Regions from separate parts of the Homo sapiens genome. Here region 2 is linked to region 1. Evidence: read pairs that join two places in POLR2A ChIA-PET (ENCODE). Cell type or tissue: GM12878. All regions are shown on one strand. Links, peaks and the distances in the headings refer to the core of each region. The heading gives the core; the rest is flanking DNA. Region 1 overlaps ZBED4 (zinc finger BED-type containing 4). Region 2 overlaps BRD1 (bromodomain containing 1).

Region 1 (5,376 bases), core at 66-5,065:
TTGTTATTGCTGCATAATGATCCATTGTAGGGCTGTATCACAATTTGTCTTCTAGTTTTTAGATACTACATATAAAGCTGCTGTGAATTTTATATGTAAGTCTTCATACAGAGGCCAGGCGTGGTGGCTCATGCCTGTAATCCCAGCACTTTGGGAGGCCGAGATGGGCGGATCACCTGAGGTCAGGAATTCAAGACAATCCTGGCCAACGTGGTGAAACACCGTCTCTACTAAAAATACAAAAATTAGCCAGACGTGGTGACAGGCACCTGTAATTCCAGCTACTCAGGAGGCTGAGGCAGGAGAATCGTTTGAACCCGGGAGGCGGAGGTTACAGTGAGCCAACGCACCACTGCACTCCAACCTGGGTGACAGAGTGAGACACTGTCTCAAAAAAAAAAAAAAAAAAGTCTTCATACAGAGATAGGCTTTCATTTCTCAAGAGTAATAATAACTGGGAGTGGAACAGCTGGGTTACGTGGTCAGTATAAACACCGAAGAAGAGATTGGTGGAGCGATAGAGAATCCAGAAATAGATCCACACATATGCGAGCAACCAATTCTCAACAAAGTTACATGGGCACTTCATGGAGAAAGGATTGTCCTTTCAACAGATTGTGTTGGAACAGTTAGACATCCATGTGCAAAAAAATGAACTTCAATCCTTCAGAGATCTAAATATAAAACTTAAAACTTCTAAAAGACAACACAGAAGAAAGTCTTTGAATTAGGCAAAGATTTCTTTGGTACAAGCCCAAAAGCACAATCCATAAAGAACACATGAGTGAAGTGGACTTCATCAAAAGTAAAAACTTATGCTCTTCAAAATACACTAGTAAAAGAATTAGAAGACGAGGTGGGTGGATCACCTGAGGTCAGGAGTTTGAGACCAGCCTGGCAAACATGCTGAAACCTTGTCTCTACTAAAAATAAAAAAAATGAGCCGGGAGTGGGCCAGGCGTGGTGGCTCATGCATGTAACCCCAACACTTTGGGAGGCCGAGGCGGGCAGATCACGAGGTCAAGAGATAGAGACCATCGTGGCCAACATGGTGAAACCCCGTCTCTACTAAAAATACAAAAAAATTAGCCGGGTGTGGTGGCGCGTGCCTGTAGTCCCAGTTACTCAGGAGGCTGAGGCAGGAGAATCACTTGAACTGGGGAGGTGGAGGTTGCAGTGAGCCGAGATCGCGCCACTGCACTCTACCCTGGCCACAGAGTGGGACTCCATCTCAAAAAAAAAACAAAAAACAAAAAAAAACAGGAGTGAAGTGGCGCAATCTCGGCTCACTGTAACTTGCGCCTCCCGGGTTCAAGCGATTCTCCTGCCTCAGCCTCCCGAGTAGCTGGGATTACAGGCACGCGCCACCACGCCGCGCTAATTTTTTTGTATTTTTAGTAGAGACCAGGTTTCGCCATATTGGCCAAGCTGGTCTCAACCTCCTGAGCTCGGTTGATCCGTCTGCCTCATCCTCCCGAAGTGCTGCGATTACAGGTGTGAGCCACCAAACCCAGCCTAATTTTTGTATTTTTTTGCAGAGACGATGTTTTGCCATGTTGCCCAGGCACACACCACTATATCCGCTCTTACAATAGCTGTTTTCATGTCCTTGTCCACTAATTTTATTATTTGTCTTATGTCCGGGCCTGTTTTTATTGGTTGGTTTTTCTCCTGGTCAGTGTCTGGGCGTGTTTCTATTGGTTGGTTTTTCTCCTGGTCAGTGTCTGGGCGTGTTTCTATTGGTTGGTTTTTCTCCTGGTCAGTGTCTGGGCGTGTTTCTATTGGTTGGTTTTTCTCCTGGTCAGTGTCTGGGCCTGTTTCTATTGGTTGGTTTTTCTCCTGGTCAGTGTCTGGGCGTGTTTCTATTGGTTGGTTTTTCTCCTGGTCAGTGTCTGGGCGTGTTTCTATTGGTTGGTTTTTCTCCTGGTCAGTGTCTGGGCCTGTTTCTATTGGTTGGTTTTTCTCCTGGTCAGTGTCTGGGCCTGTTTCTATTGGTTGGTTTTTCTCCTGGTCAGTGTCTGGGCCTGTTTCTATTGGTTGGTTTTTCTCCTGGTCAGAGGTGGTTTTCTCCCGCTTCATCGCAGGTCTGGTTGTTTTTGTCAGCCATTTTGTATTTTACTTTATTGGGTGCAGGATTTTGTTATATTCCTTTAAATGCTGTTGAGACTTGTTTTAGGTTGTAGTAAAGTTAATCATAGACCGTTTCCTCCTCTTGAGGCTGGCGTTTAAGCTGTGTTCGGGTGGCTCCTAACACGGCTTAAAAGAGCGGCCGTTGTTGTGAAGCCCACTGTTCAGTCCGGACCCTTCTGACCCTGCTTGCTGTTCACTCTTGGTGGTGGAAACACAAGCTGTTCCCAGCCTCCAGGGAGCCCTGGCAGTTCTTTTCCCCTTTGGTTCTCTGAGGGTGGTTTCCTCAAATGCAGATGCAGATCAGTATTCAGCCAAAGACACGAGGAACCTCCGCAGGTCTGCGTAGCTCCCTCCTCTCCCGCGCTCGGGACATGCTCGAGACCACCGGGCTCTGCCAAGTTCCGACTCCCCGCCCCGCAGCCTGGAAGCCTGGAAGCCCCGCCGTGAGCGAGGGCAGGTGGGGCTCCCTCTTTAGCTTTCACACTTCTGTGATCACTGTCCTGTGCTTTCTCTTCTCTCTCAGCGTCTGAAAACGTCGTTTCGTGCACGGCGTCTGGCTTATGAGTTGTCTGAGGTCAACCTGGTTTCCTTTGTTTTGTTCATCATGGCTAGAAGTGGAAGTGACTGTGAGTCCAGCTTTGTTCTTTCTTTCCAAAATAATTTTATTTATTCCTGATTCTTTGTATTCCCATATCAATTTTAGACTTCTGTTTATCAGCTACTGCAAAAAGCGTTTTGGAATTTTGACTGGGATCATATTGAATTTATAGGTCAATTTGGGAAAATACTGATGTCAACATTGAGTTTTCTAATCCATGAACTTGGTATATTTCTCCATTTGTTTAAAAGCCTTTAATTTCAGCAGTGTTTTGCAGCTTTCAGTATACAGGTCTTCTTTTTAAGACCTGTATACTTGTGTACCTGTATACTAAAACAAGCATATTTTAAAAATTTTATCTTATTTCATGCTTTCATGCATGCTTTTGGACATTATATGTGGAATTTAAAAATGTTTCATTTTCTGGCCAGGCGCAGTGGCTCAGGCCTGTAAACCCAGCACTTCGGGAGGCTGAGGCAGGTGGATCACGTGAGGTCAGGAGTTCAAGACCAGCCTGGCCAACATGGCGAAACCCCGTCTCTACTAAAAATACAAAAGGAATTAGCCGGGTGTCATGGCACACGCCTGTAATCCCAGCTACTTGGGAGGCTGAGGCAGGAGAAGCACTTGAACCCAGGAAGCGGAGGTTGCGGTGAACTGAGATCGTGCCGCTGCACACTGCAGCCTGGGCGACAGAGTGATCCGTCTCAAAAAAATTTGTTTTTCATTTTCTAATTCATCTGTAGAAATACAGTTGCTGTTTTTTTGAGATAGGATCTCACTGTTGGCCAGGCTGGAGTGCAGTGGCACAATGATAGCTCACCACAGCCTCAAACTTTTGGGTTCAAATCATCATGTCTCCTCAGCCTTCCAAGCAGCTGAGATACAGGCACGCACCACCGCACCTGGCTAATTTTGTTTGTAAAGACAGAGTTTCACTATTATTCAGGCTAGTCTTCAAACTCCTGCCCTCAAGTGATCGTCCCATCTCAGCCTCCTGAGTTCCTGAGTAGCTTGGGACTACAGGCTCACCATACTTGGCATTTTTTGTTTGTTTGTTTTGTTTTTTGTTTTGTAGAGAACAGGGTCTTGTTTTTTTGCCCAGGCTGATCTCAAACTTGTGGTTTCAAGCGATCCTCCCACCTCAGCCTCCCAAGTACTAGGGTTACAGGCATGAGCCACTGTGCCTGGCCTGTGTTAATTTTTTATTTTTCTTTTTTATCTGGCTGTACTTTGTAGAACTTATTGGGAATGCTTTTCAGAAAGAACCTGCATTTATTTCTGGTGGGAGCTAGCAGTTTTTATTAACCTTGGAACACTTTTTAGGGCAACCATACATCTTGCTTTGCTACAGATAGGTTTGGCTTAAGCCTGTTTCCCCAGCAGTATTATTAATAGCTCCCTTTCACTCTCAGAAATGCCCTGGTTTAGAAAATACATGATGTGGTGACTTCAGTTCTTGGTTCCTGCATGGTGGAGGAATGTCGGGTTCAGCTCCTCCCTGTGGGGGTGACCCATGCTGACCAGGCTAGGGATGGCGCACCTCTCCTGCCCATTTGCCACTCCCTGTGTCCCTTGAAGAGTTCTCCCACTTTCTGGCATGCCCAGTAATACTTTAAAAAGTAAGTTTGTGGTGGGCGCATTGGCTCGCGCATATAACTCCAGCACTTTGGGAGGCTGAGTCGGGAGGAGGGCTCACACCTGGGAAGTCGAGGCTTCACTGAGCTGTGGTCACGCCACTGCACTCCAGCCTAAGTGACAGTAAAACTCCGTCTCTTCAAAAAAAGTTTGTTAGAGGTTTTCTAGAGTCTGGTTTTATTATAGAATATTTATGCTGCCATATTACTGAAAACATGCTTTTGTTGCTACTTGGTTTTAGTTCCTTAGTAAACTGCTCCATCTCCTACCCCACATGACTCCATCGTCCTCCGAGCTTCGGCTCAGTTACACCCTTACAGCTCCTGCCCCTGTTCTCCGTCTTGCCCTGCTCTCTCCTGTCTTTGTAACGCCATGTTCCTTCACTTCCAGCGTTTACCATAGCTGGAATCTCACGGTTCTTGGCTGTCAGGTCCCGTGACTGTCTCCTCTTGGCTGCATTCCAGCACGGCGCAGCATCACTTGGGGACGGGGCATTGAATGGGTGACAGGAGGATGGGCTGGAAGCGGTTTTCACCCACAGGACGCCTTTCCCTTCTCAGATGCAGGAGCCACTGTGGTCCGTTTCCTATTCAGCTTTTCGTCTGGGTTGATGATTTCACACGTTAGCTAGAGTTTTTCAAATTCGTATTTCATGTATCAGGTCTTCTAGCAAGGAAGGATGAATAGATCTCAAGGAATTCAGCTTTGCTGATTATAGCAGCTGTGAGTACCTCTCATGAACTGTTTGAAGGATGAGGGCATAAATTCTAGATGAGGCAACCTCTTTATACCATTCTAGGTTTTAATTCATGTTCCCCAATCCTTTATTAATAGGCCACTTGCATTTTTTTTCATGTCTCTATTTTTTGCTTATTTTGCAATTTGGGGGTATTGTCATCCTGTAAACGGATTGCAGGAAGTCAGAGAACAAGTTTTTCGATTCCAGTTTTCCATTATACAGTTTTTTTCTATACATATTTAGGCGGATGGAGCCATGACGGTAGAGGTTA
Region 2 (5,376 bases), core at 149-5,148, 68 kb before region 1:
TTATACATTTGACCCAACAAGCTCATAGAGAATATTGCATCAAAGAAAGAAAGAACACACATATTCACAAGCACAGATGGACTATTTATAAAAAATGTATAACCTATTGGGCCATAAAGTCTCAACAAGCATCAAAGAATGAATGCGTACCATGCAGGTCACGTCCTTTGCCCACAGCACAAGCAATGGATATCAAGAGTTTAAAAAATTAATTTGGTTAAAAAAGAAAGAAAGAGAAAGAAAGAAAGCGAGCGAGCAAGCAAGCAAGCCCCACATGCTTCTAGACTGCTATCAGGTAAAGGTAGAAATTATCATATATAGGAAAACAGTGGCCAGACGCGGTGACTCACACTTGTAATCCCAGCACTTTGGGATGCCAAGGCGAGAAAATTGCTTGAGCCCAGGAGTTTCAGAACAGCCTGGGCAACACAGTGAGACCCCAGCTCTTAAAATATATATATATGTGCACATATAAAAATAAATAAAACTCCTATTAAAAGACCCTTGGTTAGGCAAAGGCTTCTTACATGTGACACCAAAAGCACAAGCAACCGAAGAGAAAGCAGATAAACTGGACTCCATCCAACTTGTAAATGTTTGTGCTTCAAAGAACACTGAATAAAACAATAAGATGACCCACAGAATGAAGAGAAAGTATTTGCAAGTCATGTATCTAATAGGGAGTCTAGTACCCAGAACAGAGAACTCTTATGACAACAGTAAGAAGTCAGCTAACCAATGAAAACATGGCAAAGATCTGAACAGACATTTCTCCAAAGAAAATATGCAAATGGCCAGGCAACATCTTCAGCCACTGTGGAACTGCAAAGCAAAACCCCCGAGCGATCGCTGCCCCTGCACCATGGAATGGGTATCATCAAAAGGACAGCGCCTGAGAATATACAGGGGTACAGCTGCCTTGGAAAACAATCTGGCACTTCCTCAAAATACTAAACAGCATTACCACATGACCCAGCAACTCCACTCCTAGAATATACCCAAGAGAAATAAAAACACACTACCTAAAAACTGTTACACAAATGTTCAGAGCAGCATTGTTCATAATAGCTCCAAAGTAGGAAAAAAACAAACATCCATCAAAAGATGAACAGATTTTTTTAAACGTGGCCTATCCATACAATGAACATTACGCAGCCGTGAAAAGGAATGGCACACCGACCCAGGGGGCACGATGGATGGACCTTGGAAACATGCTCAGTGAAAGAACAAAAAAAACACATTTCATAAAAGAACAAAAAAACACATTTCTATGAAATGCCCACAACAGGCAAATACACGGAGACAGGATGCAGATGGGTGGCTGCCAGGGCTGGGGGAGGATGAGAAGGTGGGAAGTTGGGGTAATGGCTAAGAGGCACAGGGTTTCCTTTGGAGGTGATAAAAATTTCTAAAATTGGTGGTGGTGATAAATGCACAACTCTGTGAACTAAAATCCACTCAACTGTACACTTCACATGGGTAAATTTCATGGTGTGTGAATGACAAGAGTCCCCCCTTAACCAAGGGGGATGGTTCCAAGACCTCCAGCGGCTGCCTGAAACTTGGAACAGGACCGAGCGCCAGCCTGGATGTTGGTACCTGCTACTAAGCGGGTTAAGGTGCAGGCAGCTGCACGGCGTGGGTGCACTGGACAAAGGTTAGATTCACGCTCCCGGCAGGCAGGACACGACAGGGAGACTGTGATCACGCTGCTCAGAATGGTGCACAACTGAAAACTTATGAACTGCTTACTGCTGGAATTTCCCATTTAATACTTTCAGACTATGGCTGACCATGGGCAACTGACACCATGGAAAGCAAAACCACAGGTAAGGGGAGGGTACTAAGTGTCTCAGTGAAGCTGACAAAATTCCCCCACGGGCGGCAGAACAGGGATGGAATGGGACACACCGCACAGGCGAATTCAGCCGGCGGTGCTGAGTCTCCCAATTCCTAGGCTATGGGTGGGTTTGTGGGCATTGCTATTTACATTTATGGTCCACACATGATTTGGCATGTATCAAACATCATCAGTTTTTAAAATATACTAAGATCTATAGTATTAACATATCAAAAATTCCTCTCAAAAACAGAAAAATCACACAAAATTTAAAAATACGTTAAGATTAAACAGTATTTGAGAGGCAGAAATAAAAGAACATGGATAAAATCCTATGGCAAGGAGCACAGTCTGCTCCTTTTTTTTTTTTTTTTTTTGAGACAGTCTTGCTCTGTCACCCAGGCTGGAGTGCAATGGCGCGATCTCGGCTCACTGCAAGCTCCACCTCCTGGGTTCAAGTGGGAGACTGAGGCAGGAGTCATTCTTCACAGATACTGTCCACAAAGACGATCCAAAAGAATCTTACAACATGTTGTATCCATCTACAACACATAGCTAAAAACAAAAATGCTAATTTTAAGAAGTACTATATTAACAAGTGCCTAGAAATAAATCTAATAGACTTTTATGGAGAAAACCATCAGCTTCTATTATGACATTAAAGAAGTCCTAGAGAGAGCCAGGAGTCGTGGCACATGCCTATAATCCCAGCTACTCAGGAGGCTGAGGCATGAGACTCACTTGAACTCTGGAGGTGGAGGCTGCAGTGAACTGAGATCATGCCACTGAACTCCAGCCTGGGCGACAGAGCAAGACCTTGTCTCAAAAAAGTAAAAGTAGTCTTACATGGGCAGCAAACTGGGCCACCTCCATGTTTAAGTGAAATTAACAGTGTAATTAACGGTGTAAAGAGTCCAAGCTTCCTAAAGGAACACTAATGTCGGGAGGACTCTAACCAGAAGTCTGACAAGGTGAAGCAGGAACTTTAAAGCTACTGCCCACTGTACACAGACGAACCAAGGACCTCACACGCCAGGACCATTCTGGAGACAAGGTGCCGCCCATGTACACAGACGCACCAAGGACCTCACACGCCAGGACCGTTCTGGAGACAAGGTGCCGCCCACTGTACACGGACGCACCAAGGACCTCACACGCCAGGACCATTCTGGAGACAAGGGGTGCCCTCCCAACCGCAGACTGAGGCTCAGCACAAAGCTGCTGGGTGGCCCAAGGTCCAGGTCACAGCTGGCCTGAGACCAGGAGGCCAAGCAGGCTGGCTCACAACCCAGATGACTCACCAGGCCTGACCCAACCTCACACCAAACAGCAATTCCAGGAGGGCTCAAGACTCCTCGAGGTGGCCGGGCACCATGGCTCACCCCTATGATCCCAGCACTTTCGGAGGCTGATGTGAGTGGATCATTTGAGCTCAGGAGTTCAAGACCAACCTAGGCAACACAGTGAGACGCCATCTCTATTTTTTGTTTTTTTGAGATGGAGTCTCGCTCTGTCGCTAGGCTGGAGTGCAGTGGCATGATCTCAGCTCACTGCAACCTCTGCCTCCTGGCTTCAAGCGATTCTCCTGCCTCTCAGCCTCCCTAGTAGCTGGGACTACAGGTGCCCACCACCACGACCAGCTAATTTTTGTATTTTTAGTAGAGACGGGGTTTCACCATGTTGGCCAGGATGATCTCAATCTCTTGACCTCGTGATCCGCCCCCCTTGGCCTCTCAAAGTGCTGGGATTACAGGCGTGAGCCACCACACCCAGCCTTTTATTTTTATTAAAAAAATTTTTGGCCAGGAGCCATTAATGGCTCATGCCTATAATCCCAGCACTTTGAGAGGCCGAGGTGGGCGATCACTTGAGGTCAAGAGTTCGAGACCAGCCTGGCCAACACGGCGAAACCCCATCTCTACTAAAAATACAAAAATTAGCCAGGTGTGGTGGCAGGCGCCTGTAATGCCAGTTACTCGGGAAGCTGAGGCAGAATCGCTTGAGCCCAGGAGGCGGAGGCTGCAGTGAGCCAAGACTGTGCCATTGCACTCCAGCCTGGGTGACAGAGTGAGACTCCATTTAAAAAAAAAAAAAAAATTTGTAAAGACTCCTAGAGGAAATACAGGGAGCAGCTTTACGGCTGCAGAGTGGGGACGAGTTTCTTCAAGCAGACCCAGCATGCACATGCCACATGGGGAAAGGGTGATAAATTTGAGGAGTACGATGAAATGAACAAACTTCGGTTCATCAGACAATAGAAAATTCAGGCTGCTTTTCAGAACCTTTACACACTGACGGGTGCACGAACGGAATTCCATGGCCAGGACTCGCTTCAAAACAATGGAATGGAAGGAATGGGAGAGGGGAGGCTGGCCAGGTGCGTATAACTTCTAAAGTTGAGTGAAAGAACAGGGGGCTCTCTCCAAAGATTTCCAAACTAAAAAAGAATATTTTAAAGACATCACTAAAAATGAAAAGATACACTCACCCACGGGCACAAGCCCCCGACAAACAGTGCACAGGCAGGGCAGGAGCCCCCGGTGCAGGCCCAGAACCCTGGCATGACACACACGCAGACCCCATGCCAGGTGGTGCGAGGTGGAGGACGCCGTGCCCACATCCATCGCTCAGGAAACACATGAGACCAGCCGGCCAGAGCCCTGAATCTCACCTCAGGGGACTCCTGCACCAAGGCTGGGGCACCACAAAGCCTGCTGCCCATCGCCAGGGGACACCTGCTCTTTTCACATGCCTGACGTGCATGGGCAAGGGCCACATCTGGGATCCTCTCCGACGGGGCAGGGTGTGCAAAAGAGGACGCAGCCCCAGCAACAGGCAACTCTATGTAGAGCACCTGGGTAGTCCCTGCTCTCTTTATTTTTGTGAATATTTTGTAAATTTGAAGTTATTTCCACATAAAAAGGTAAAATCAAGCTCCCCACCAGCCCGAGCCCAGGAGGTGCTCTCAGGAAAGCCACCATCGCCTCCAGCAGGTAGCACCTAGGCTGGAGCAGAGGTGATTATGTGTGGCAGTAATCTGCCCCGCTGTCCCCAGTAGTAAAGAAAACTTCACATAAATTTTCAACCCCACTTCTACCAAAAGTAAGTAAATATGGTGAAAGTGAAGAGAGACAGAAATCAGCTACACTGTGGTGTCTCCCCTCTGCTGAGAACATCTTCTACATGCCTGGGGTGCTTCAGGGAAGAGAACCCGGCCTAGAGGAACGTTGCCCCACAAAGCTAGGGGTGGGAATGACATGGTTGGGTACCCAAGTCGCCGGGGGCAGGGCAGAGCTGTCTAAATGGCCAGATGACTGTGGTTCATGGCCCACGGCCCTGCTCTGCGAAATGCTACCTTTAGTTCAGTAAATGCCAGCATCTTTAGGAGAGTCTGAGTGCAGAGGAAGGTGCGGTGAGGCCAGTGAGAAACGCAGCCCATGCTCTGAGCACTCAGAGTTTTCCCCAGCACAATTTTTATTTGCTTCAGCTTTTTCAATTAAAACAAATCTAGGCCAGGCACAGTGGCTTATGCCTGT

Evidence for each region. ChIA-PET counts read pairs that join two places held together with the same protein. Peaks named below come from ENCODE experiments on the same cell type or tissue, not always from the same donor. Only the 100,000 strongest peaks of a DNase experiment are listed, where the experiment ranks them.
Region 2: POLR2A ChIA-PET joins it to region 1 with 9 read pairs; 9 of 35 experiments call an interaction of 5 or more read pairs at or near these places.

Annotation. Positions count from the first base shown.
Region 1 is chr22:49,877,911-49,883,286 of GRCh38, forward strand. The region is part of intron 1 of ZBED4 (zinc finger BED-type containing 4); the gene reads left to right. It also overlaps a transcript of ALG12 not described here. Among named protein-coding and RNA genes, the nearest start is that of ZBED4, 27 kb to the left of the region's middle. RefSeq lists an enhancer at 3,850-4,079. In GM12878, for the core only: no CTCF peak of the experiment used is centred there; DNase peaks (open chromatin) are centred at 2,671, 3,661 and 4,141; H3K4me3 peaks cover 2,875 bases; H3K27ac peaks cover 2,885 bases.
Region 2 is chr22:49,809,907-49,815,282 of GRCh38, forward strand. All of the region lies in intron 2 of BRD1 (bromodomain containing 1), which reads right to left. Among named protein-coding and RNA genes, the nearest start is that of BRD1, 15 kb to the right of the region's middle. In GM12878, for the core only: no CTCF peak of the experiment used is centred there; no DNase peak of the experiment used is centred there; H3K4me3 peaks cover 442 bases.